Regions from separate parts of the Homo sapiens genome. Here region 2 is linked to region 1. A link is an interaction called in ENCODE POLR2A ChIA-PET data of the cell type or tissue named here. Cell type or tissue: PC-9. All regions are shown on one strand. Each heading gives the region's core, and the rest is flanking DNA. Links, peaks and the distances in the headings are about the cores only.

The links. Peaks named below come from ENCODE experiments on the same cell type or tissue, not always from the same donor. Only the 100,000 strongest peaks of a DNase experiment are listed, where the experiment ranks them.
Region 2: POLR2A ChIA-PET joins it to region 1 with 6 read pairs; 2 of 35 experiments call an interaction of 5 or more read pairs at or near these places.

The regions. Positions count from the first base shown.
Region 1 is chr2:45,961,528-45,967,138 of GRCh38, forward strand. The region is part of intron 2 of PRKCE (protein kinase C epsilon); the gene reads left to right. LOC124907761 (a long non-coding RNA gene) reads left to right here. Exons shown (of 2, transcript XR_007086305.1): 1 at 1-1,924; 2 at 3,358-4,302. Among named protein-coding and RNA genes, the nearest start is that of PRKCE-AS1, 290 kb to the left of the region's middle. RefSeq lists an enhancer at 1,907-3,106 and a silencer at 2,723-3,017. In PC-9, for the core only: no CTCF peak of the experiment used is centred there; DNase peaks (open chromatin) are centred at 804, 2,494 and 2,914; H3K27ac peaks cover 1,105 bases.
Region 2 is chr2:46,193,886-46,199,496 of GRCh38, forward strand. No RefSeq gene overlaps it. Among named protein-coding and RNA genes, the nearest start is that of EPAS1, 100 kb to the right of the region's middle. In PC-9, for the core only: no CTCF peak of the experiment used is centred there; no DNase peak of the experiment used is centred there.

The DNA of each region.
Region 1 (5,611 bases), core at 552-4,551:
ACATTTCACACCCTTTCCATGTTCACCAAGTAGCACCTGGGGACAGGCAGAGACCCCATTTAGACTTTCAGTTCAGGAGCAGCTTTAGCTGAGGAGCCAGGCTTGTTAGCATTTCAGAGGTGTAGCAGCCTGCCTTGGCCAGGGCAGTGCTACTCCATTGCCAGGATTCTTTTTTTTTTTTCTTTGAGACGGAGTTTCACTTTTGTTGTCCGGGCTGGAGTGCAATGGTGTGATCTTGGCTCACTGCAACCTCTGCCTCCCGGGTTCAAGCGATTCTCCTGCCTGAGCTTCCTGAGTAGCTGGGATTACAGGCATGTGCCGCGAAGCCCAGCTAATTTTGTATTTTTAGTAGAGACGGGGTTTCTCCATGTTGGTCAGGCTGGTCTCGAAATCCCGACCTCAGGTGATCCACCTGCCTCGGCCTGGCAAAGTGCTGGGATTACAGGCGTGAACCACCGCGCCCGGCTGCCAGGGATTCTTAAGACTGTGGTAGACCTCAACCCCAGCCTCGCCTTTGCTACCTGTTCCCAGGTACTGCTTAAACCAAAACCTACTGAAAAGGCAAGTGGGTGACTAGCGTATGCAGGGCTTAGATTTTTGGATTAGGAAAGTGACACTTTCTTTAAGTAAAGACACAACTCTTGGGCTTTCCTGAGGTCAGCAAGGTGTAGGATGGAAGGTGAATTTTAGGAAAGAAGTTGGGTAATGTAGAACCATTCCTACTTTCCCCCCAGGGCCCTAAAGAATGTATACCTATAAGAAATCTGGCTGAGATTTAAGGCAGGGCCTGTGGCCAGTAATATTTACCTTCTAGACAAAGATAACTCACTCATTTGAGGAATTTGGTCGCTACTTTTACTTCATTAGCACCAAGGACTGAGCTAACTGGATCTCCCTTAAGCATCTGTGGCCTCAGAATTTTTTCTCAGGTTCATTAAACTGAAAACGCCCACCACCCCCCTTCCTTTTTTGTTCCCCTCTTGGCAGTTTTCATTTTCTCCAAATGGAAGTTTATAGATATGCAGCTCAGCATTTAGCTGATGTTTCTCTTGGTTGCAGAGCTATTAGAAATAGACTTTTTTCCTCACACAGTGACTATTCTTTTCCCAACATTCTCATATCACTATAGAAGACAGCTCCGGGGGAGAGAGGAGTTGCCAAGCCTTAAGGCCCGAATAACTGGGAATCTGGCAAATTTCCTGGACTATGATGTCCCCTGGCCTGGGAGAAGTGCCAGCAGCGGGGGTGTCAGGGAGAGGCACTGTGCTGTGTGCATGTGCGTGTCAGAGCTCCTGAGCCCTGAAGGAGCATGAGTTCGATTCTGGGATGCTTTCAGTTATTAAAAGCATTATTGCTTTTGACCTTCTCATCCCTCTCTCCATGTGCAGAGTTTTGGTCAGTCTCAGTGGAACATAAAAACTGGTAAGAAAAAGTTTAATTGAAGCAGGTTTTTGAAGCCAAAGGAAAAGATATAAGTTCCACAAGAGCTGTGGCCATTATAGCTGTTTCTGTGGAAAGACTTGGGGCTTGTTCACCTATATGAAGCTTCCTAAGGGACGTCTATCTCCCAGTGCCCTGCCGTGGGGACTAGATGGGCCTGGGTCGATAGAAGGGAGGATGGAAGGAAGGCAAGCTCGTTTCCTGATCAGTAGGAACCAAAAAACCAGGGAGAGTAGATTGTGTTATGTAAAATGAGTCCCTCTGCTTTCTGGGAACATGTGGGGTTCATTTAGGTAATTACCAGCTCAGACTGGGTGGCATAATAATCATCTTTACTTGTTTTTATTTATTTATTTTTTTAGACCGAGTCTTGCTCTATTGCCCAACATGGAGTGTGGTGGCGTGATCTCGGCTCACTGCAACCTCTGCCTCCCTGGTTCAAGCAACTCTCCTGCCTCAGCCTCCCGAGTAGCTGGGATTACAGGTGTGCGCCACCACGCCCGGCTAATTTTTGTGTTTTTACTAGAGACAGGGTTTCGCCATGTTGGCCAGGCTGGTCTAGAACTCCTGACCTCAGGTGATCCGCCCACCTTGGCCTTCCGAAGTACTGAGATTACAGGCATGAGCTACCGCGCCCGGCCATCTTTACCTCTTTTATCCTCTGTCTTTCTCCATTTCCTTTGCCTTACCATTCTTTCATTGCCTTTTATCTCCATTTTATCTTCAGATTCCCTGAAATTCTTCCTTCCCAGGTCATCTAATCAGAATACCCACCTGGTCAGCATTCTGGGCGCCCTGCCGGGACTCCAGATCTCTTGGGAAAGACCATTATTTTTCTTTTTAATTCTGACTTTAAAATTAGCAAGTGCTCAAAACTGCCTTAGTAAAGAAGGAGTTTGAGGAACTAAAAAGTTGGCTCACTGCGGTAGTCTGGGAAATTGTGCAGGCACGTACCTTTGAGAAGCTCTGTGGAGCCCAAGGTGAGGTAGCTGGGAGCCTTGTGACGTCGAAGGGTGTGATCTTGAGTTCACTTTGCTTTAGTCTCATGAATGTGGCCTGCCACTGACTGGGTGATGTGGAATGGCTGCTACGAACAGCACTGGAAGGGTGTGGGTTTTTCAATAAATAACCCCATAGCCTTTAGGGTTGCAGTGCCTATGGCATTAAAAGGCTTGTTATTTGTTCGAGGGAGGAATGTCCCACTCTACTCGGCACATTCACACCCTTTCCATGTTCACCAACCAGCACCTGGGGACAGGCAGAGACCCTACTAAGACTTTTAATCCTGCTGTCCACAGGCCCGTTTTAATACAGCATTTTAGAAGCATGAGCAGTGGCCAGAACCTGGCCTCATGGAACGTGAGCTCCATTGTGCTCAGGTGCCCGAGAATGCAGCAATTGCTCAGTTTCCTGTGATTCATCTCAGATCATCACTGGCACCAACAGGGATTCTGGTCCCACCCTTGGCTGGTGCCCCACTTGGCAGATTTCCCAGGCTGGGAGCACTCTTTGAGCTTTCAGCAGGTCTGCCTGGAGGCTTTTTGCTCTGTGGTTTCCTCCTGGAAGTAGTAATTTTTACTGGGTACCAGAAGCATGCAGTAAAGTTCCACCATGACTGTAATATGTAACTGTGAATGGATGGAGGAGGGAATGAACGAATGGGCGAATGAATGAATGAATGAATATAGACTAGAGGCTAGCAGGCTTCCTGCTTAAGTGAAATCACTGCTCCTCGGTGCTTCTTTGTGTTCAACACAGTGTGCTTGGCATCAGAAACCATGGGGCAGTGAGATTGGGGTTTGGCATCTTCTTTTCTCACATTATCTGTCAATCACCATGTTTTGACTCAGTTTACTCTAATGCTGCTGTGCCTACCGTATCAAAGTCTGAGATTTTCACTTTTTTTTTCCTATGTAGTGAACACTAGCTGCAGTTTTGTTTTCATACCTGGACAGAGCATAAATCCTGCCATGAACACAGCAAAGATCATTCAGAAAGTGAAGAGGAAGGAGAAACAACGGTTCATGTTAAACTTGAGATGCTAATCTTGAAATGCCACCCGTTCTCTTCTGATTAGATTACATGCAGAATAAAACATGCAGGCAATCTCAAACCTCTCCTCTCAGACGTTTCTGATTCTTATTGTGTGCCTCTCTGGGAAGATACAGATAGCATCGAATAATCTCTCTGAGGGAATTAGTTGCTGTTTCCTCTTTCCTGTTTTGAACAAATTTTCTTTAATGCATTGTGTGAGTACACATGTAGAACATATTCTTTGACATCACATAAATATTTACACAATATTTAAAACTCACTGTCATGAAGTATTTATTTCACTTGCAAACATTATCATCTATTGTTCTATGGAAAATTACAAAATAAAAGGCACGGCTGCTTTGATTTTTAGTACCTGGTTTTGTTTGTTTTGTTTTCTTTCCATTGACCTTGCATATTTACCAGTGAATTTATAAAGTCAAAACAGAGCATTATTGAAAGGGAAAATTAAGTAGACTCCCCAGAGATTGAGAGGTAAAGTTTGCACCCTAGCTTCTGTGAGGAGCACCTCCCAGTCATAATCACTGTACTCTGGACTATCATGGCAATTTCTTGCTTTGTTAGCAGAGACCTGTCTATTAAGGACCAAATCCAGAATATCTGAGAACAAAATTGAGGGAGTAGCCATGGGTTATCCCTTTGTGCCTAGAACATTGCCTGGAATCCAGTGTCCACATGATAAACATTTTTAGGATGAATAGCTTATTATATACCCTTGCAGAAATTTTCCATCCACAGTCTTGCTTATATGCGTTTGAGTGTATTCTTTTTTTCTCATTTTATACAAATAAATACACACTATCGACATGTTTCTTAGTTTTCTTTTTCTGCTTAGTTTCTTGGTGGGCTTAGCATAGCTGCTTTGTTAAACCGCTGCATTACGTTCCATTATGTGGGTGTGCCATGACTTAATCAGTCCCCCTCAGCTTTCTTTTCTAAGTATCTAGGTGAGAGCAAGGGCAGATGTGTGGGGAGGTGGGTGATCAGCAGCTGACAGGAAACTTCTACACACACAGTTGGGTACAAGTGGGACTAGGCTATTTTGCCATCCTTGGGAGGCGTGGATGGCTGGGCCAGGGTGGGAAATCCCAAACTGACATTTACTGTTGGCTGCATGGCCTTTCACAAGACAGTTATTTAACCTCTTTGTGCCAAAAGTAATGCCTTGTGATATTAGAGGAAGTATGTAAGATGCTTACATATTGCATGAATATGTAATGTTGATACTTCATAGATGTGTAACATGACCGCAGGTGCCTGTGATGCTCCCACAAACGTGTGCGTGAGATACTATCTCGCACGTGTGTGATGCTCTGTCACACATGTGAGGTACTACCTTGCACGCATGCGGGATACTGTCGTGTGTGTCAGATAGTAGTACCTCATACACTTAAGGTGCTTGGAATCATGCTCAGCATCTGGCAGGGGTCCCATAAATGCTAGCTGACATCTTTCAGCTTTTGAATAGGCAGGGTTTGACAGTTATTTAGACCAAAATACCAGGATAGTTGAATTGTTTTCTTTGTGTTGTAAAATTACCTTGAAGACTATAATCACTCTTTACCTGGATTCCAAGATAAGCCTCCTGATGAGCTGACCCCCACCCCAACCCCAGGGTTTTCCTCAATCTAGTCCCATTTCTGCTTTTTTCTAGAGTTAAGTCAGTGTTCCTTGCCCAGCCCAGTCTTTCTGACAGTTTTCCCGGTCCTAAAGCCTTGTGGGATGGGGTGTGGGGAAGATAAGGCAGGCGCTCCCTCTTACAGTGGCAAGTAGGTAACATCTGGGGGTAGCTGAACCCCAGCAGGTTGGGGGCCACAAGGGAGCATCGGAGCAGGTTCTGCAGGGTCAGGGATGAGGCTGTCGCTCTTCCTCAGTGAGGCATTGTTGGCTCCAGGGAGATAGAGAGATGCAGGGTTTCTGGAAGTCAGTATTGGATTACTAAAGCCACAGCTTTGGTGGATACAGCCTGTTTTTGGAAAGATAAAAGAGAAAGAACCTGAACCATGGCTGTATATGTCTGATCTCCTCAGGGCCAGGGGTGTGCTGGTGGTAAATGTTTAACAACAACCTCCCCAAGAAAGTCCTGATTTGTAGCATTTGTTGATTTTCCTGTAAA
Region 2 (5,611 bases), core at 884-4,883, 230 kb after region 1:
CACAATCTTTGAGAGCTCAACCCACCCCTTCAATAAAGACACCCTTGTCTCTGTGTATGATGGCAGAGTTCATGTTTTACTGCTTACTTTCCCCAGTTGGATCAGGTCAGTGCTGCCGGAGGGTTGAGATCAGACCAAGCTCAGCTTTGGAACCCCCGTGCAAGGTGAACAATTATACGTGCCACTGCCTCTCAGGCCTTATGTACATTGGAGCAGGAGGCCACCCATTGGCTGCTTTGGGAGGCTCTGAAAAGGCTGACTTCCAGGAAACCAAATGCAGAATCCACCATTCATGCTTCCTTCTTTAGGTTATTAATAACTTAAATAATCTTCTTTGTTTCAGACATTATACTAAGTATGTCACATAAATTAGCTTATTTAAACCTCACCAAAATCACATGAAGTAGATACTCTAATTATCCCCCATTTTATAGTTGAGGAAATTGCGTCTCAGAAATTATATCGCTTATTTAATCCTTACAACTTCATAAAGCTGTTGTTATTTGTATGTCAGTTCTACAGTTAAGGAAACTGAACATTGCTCAGTTCACAGACCTAGTGACAGGCCAGATCTGGCTGAACCCCAGAGACCATACAAAAAGTACTTGCACACAGGATAGATGATACACAGAACTAACTATTCATGCACTCATTCATTCATTCACTTATTCCACAAATTTTCGTGGAGTTCCCACTAAATTTAAGCCATCTATCTAGACATCAGTGAACAAAGACGAAAATCCTTGCCCTTACACAAGGCAAGGATGTTGGCAGATAATAAGAAACTGTAAACACGACCACTAAGTAAATTACATAATGTGTTAGAAGGTCCAGGCTGCCCCTGACATTTAAGGAGTAGTATAAATGGACCAAAAGGCTAAATATTTTTAAAGTTATAAAGCAGGGTATTGTTAAGTAAAATACATCCTAGCTTTGTCCCTTGACAAATACATTTTCTTAACAACCTGAAAGGCCAGGTTTGAATTTGGAATAGGGCTCCTTGGAGTCCTGGCTCCCAGGAACACGGCTGCCTGGGGAAAGCTGGCCCTGCTTGTGGGCTGCTCCTTCTCTTCCCACTCCAAGCTGTGTCTCACACCAGTAGGACACCCCAGTCATCATGTCCAGATTCCATCCACACTCCTTGGCCAAGGGTGCACGTGCTGGGGGTTGGGTCACCCTGGGAGGATGGGCCCAAGGACAAAGTCTGTGCAGACTCTGACAGCAAACTCTGGACCATGAGTTTGCTCATGGCAGGGAATTCTACATCCTAGGTACCCAGAGGTAGTCTAGCAGCAGGGCTGCTGGCTGCAGCTGCTGGCTCCTTGGCCCTTGGAAAGGGGGAGCAGCTAGGGAAGGGATCCCTCTAAATTGCAGGGCCTGGGCAGAGCCCCTCCTGCCTGGATCTAGGACTGTCCTGAGAAGGTGGCATATGCTATGGAGAAAAGAAAGAAAACGCCGAAGAGATCACAACGTGGGATGAAGTCGTTGTGATTTTCCCTAGGGCTGAACTATATTTATATGTAATTAAAAGAATGAATGAATGAATAAACCAATGTACAGTCATTCAGGGCTCCCAGAAGCATCCCAGAGAGAAGACTGTTAGGATGAGGGGTGGGAACCGGCCTGCTGAGATTCACTCAGCCTTCCTCTTCCTGCTGGGACCAAATCAAATAAATAGACCCTCCCAAGGACCCTTCTTTGGCATTTGATCCCATCTGGGTGGTGGTTTTTCCTGGAGCAGAACAATGTTGTGATCATAGAATTATCGGCCACCCTCAGCTCTGAGTTCCCAGGGCTCCAGCAGAGCATGGTTTTCTGAGAGCACTTCCCCCAGGAATACATTCACCCAGGGACAGCAGGCCTGGCTCTGCCTTCACCCCAGATCTTTACGTGTGCATGCATAGAGACATTTTCACATTATTTCCGGATTTCCTAAATCTACCTCACTCCTACTTTATTGTCCTGAGAAAGGCAGGAAGGCGAGGAGGAGAGAACAAGGAGAGACTCAGGTAGGAGGAGAAAGTCTACAAGGGCAGAGTCCGAGGCAGGCTCAGCTGTGTCCAGCTGTTCCCTGCTCAGATGAGAGCGGGCCTCAGGCGGCCTCTGTTCTGGGCGGTTGTCAAGTCACTCGGTGCCTCCAGCAATTCAGCTGCTCCAAAGAGGCACCACTCCAAAGGGAAAGGTGAGGGCCCATCTTAATGGACGCTGTCCACCCAGAGGCAAGGGTGGTGACACAAAAGACAGCAGGCCAAGGGCCAGATGGAATCTGAGCAAGGCTGGGCTGGCGGGCCCTCCCCGCCCTCCCCTCCAGCCTTCCCGTCTAGGCCAGCTCCTCCGCACCTGGACCCACCATGGGGATGGGAGCTGTGGGCCTCATCTGGCCAACACCTTCTTAAAAATTGTGGTCCGTGTTAATGACCTTCGTAAATGGCCTTACTTTCTACCCACTCTCTCCCACCTGTGCAGGGGGCTATTAATCTGCACTCTATGTTGATGCTGGGGGTTGGGGGTCCTAGGTGATCCCTGGCCGGGGCAGAGGAACTGACAGAGTCTAGCATGGTGGGGATAATGGGGACCAAAGTCAAGGCATGTGGGGCCAATCAGGAAATTCCATCCTCTCCCGATCCTCTTTGCACTCACCACCCAAAGAGGCAATACAGGAGAGCCAGAGCTGGGCAAGTGAGGGGCTGGGGACCAGCATGTGCCTGTAGGGTCGTAGAGAAGGCAGGAGCAAGGGCTTGGGGAGGGGCAGCAGCACCAGCCTAGGGCCTTCACTTTGGCGGAAGTGGAGCTGATTGCCTTGTTTGGGGAACAGATGTGCCTCTGGACCCTTCTCCCCCTGCACTCAGTTGGAAGGAAGGAGACTGGCTTCCACTGGTGCCTGGGAGGGGCTTATTTGGACCCCATTCTAGAAATGAAGGCTCTGAGGTTCAGAGAGGCCAGGAATTTGTCCAAGCAACATACCCAGCCTCAGGGACAGATGAGCAGTCAAGCCTGTGATTTGAATCTGGGTCTGGGTGGCGCCAAAGACCCGGCTCTTTCAACATGCTTCTGGTCACCATGCCAACATAGGTCCTGCATACTTTTTGCTTTTCCTCTCCAGAGAACTTTCACCTCCATGTGAAATACACACAATTGTTTGAGGTATGATTATGCTGGTGTTGCTCCCTCTAAGGGCTCTGGATGTGAACACAAAGGCACAGCCAGGAAACAGGCTGAGGTGTCCAGGGGTTCTTGCTCTCCTTTCCCACTCGTCTCTGTGGGCCACCTCCTACCAGAGCCCTGAGAGCTTGTCCTCAAGTCCAACAAAGCCTCTGCCCCAAGACACCCTGCCCACCATCAAAAAAAGAAACCATCCTTATGGACTGTTCTAAGCCGGAAGCTGAGTTTTCAGTTCACTGGAAAACAGGAAATGCCTCCAAGGGCCTGAAGTCTTTTTAGTGGCTGTGCCCTTCATGCAAGGGCTGTCTCCCAGGCCAGCTGCTGAGGACAGCCCTAGAACCAGGGCTATGACAACTCCAGCCCGGAGAGCCAGTTCCTTGGTGCCACACCTGAGCCCCCTCTACCCCTGGAGAAGGAGCTGACCCCTCCATCCTCTGCTCAGGACAGTGGACCTTTTGTACTAAGGCAAGAAGGCTTGGGATGTCAGGGATGCTGCGCGACGCACCAGAGAGGTTGATTAGCATTGCAAGAAACAAACAGTGGCCATGGACTGACACCACCCCAACCTAAGGCTGGCCTCTTACTCCAGCCAGATTGACTTCTAAACCCCATCAGAGACAGGCTGAGCCTCAACAATGACTGACTTCCCCATCCTAGCTACAGGCCGACCCTCTAACCTTGACCTTGTCAGAAACCAACTTTTAATCACAGGAACCTAACCCTGGCCACAGACCAAACCTAAAAATTTGTCAGCCTCCTCATTCATTCTCAATCATTGATTGAGCTGCTACTGAGCCCAGCACCACCCACGCAGCCCCTGCAGCCTCGGGTGGGGGTGGCAGGCCCCTCATATGAAGCTCTAATCTGAGGCTGGTTGTGAGTGGGGATGGGGGAGGAGAGCAGAAGTTTTGTTTGAGACCTGATCTTATCTCTGTCTTGCTACGTGACCTTGGGCTGGTCACATCATCTCCTGGGCTGGGCTCTCCATTTGTTCTTCCACAGTGGGGTGACAGGCCTAGATGGTCTCCATGTCCCTATCCTCATGGCACCATGTCAGTAGGGGAAAGCCAGGAGTGATCTAGAATGGAGGTATCATGGTCAGGATTGATGTTACTCTTGGAAGTAGGAAGATATAAGAGATCAGGAACTTCTGCTTTTGCATAGTAATTAATAGGGGTTAAAGGAATTCCTCCATTTGAATGTTGTTTTCCTGGTTCTGCCACAGCCTCTGGAACCCTGACTGGATGCCATTGATTCTCCTTCCTGCCTCAGCTTTTCCATCTGTAAAAAGAGGTGTGACATCAGCAGTTCAGGAATTTGGAAGGATGGACAGATGGGCCTGTGTGAACATGAACATCTGCAAATTCAGACAGAAGACTTCAACTGGAAGACAAAGTCAGATTCTGACTATGTATGTTGCTCATCCCAAAGACAGGAGCAATAGGATAATTTGCAGTGACGGCCCTCCAAGGCCCAGTGCATGAGTTGTAGGGTTGCAGTTTAATTCCCCAGACAGCACCAGGATGGGGGTGGGCAGGGTGTGGGTTGGCTGAGGAGGGGACAGACTCTACCTGGAACCTCCCATGATCTGCCATCATGTCCCCGAGTAGCTGCACACTGCCTGAAATTCCACTCTCAGGGAGCAGCAATGCGATGTGCAGGCACCGTCCTGACCTGGGACTGGAAATGCACCCTATCACCTGTTAGTGCTCACCTGCACAGGGCCTCATCCCTATACCAGTCCTCTTCCTCCTCTCAGCTGAGAGCAGGACAGTGAAAGAAGAGGCAGATACGGACTTGATAAAATCCATAAGAGCAGTTGAAGAGGGATAGTTCTAGAGTAGCAGTTCTCAAAGTGAGGTCTGGGAACTCCTGGGCATCCCTAAGACCCTCTCATGAATATATTAGTTGTCCAATGCTGTGGAAGAAATTACTCAAAAGCACAGCAGCTTAAAACAACGAATATTTATCTGCAAGTATCTCACAGGCAGTCAGGAATCTGGGCAGGCTTAACGGATGCCTCAAGGTCCCTCACAGGCTACATTCAAGAGTTCAGCTGAGGCTGCAGTCTCATCTGAAGGATCTACTAGGGGAAGATGTCCTTCCAAACGCATTGCCGTGGTTGTTGGCAGGATTCAGTTCCTCGCTGGATATGGGCCAGAGGTCTCCTTCAGTTCCAAAAAGCCAGTCTTATTGTAATGTAATCGTCAAAGTGATATCTCACCACTTTTGCCATATGTATTCCTTAGAACCAAATCACTAGGTCCAGCCCACATAGGAGGGGAGGGGTTTACACAAGGATATGAATGTTGGGGGGCAGGATCACTGGGAGACATCTTAGAGGCTGCCTAACACAGGATCCATGAGGTCCTCGCTTTTCCAACTGCATATCTCTGTGATGCTGGCTTTTCGTCATATGCTTTGACCAAAGCATATCTTAAAGTATTTA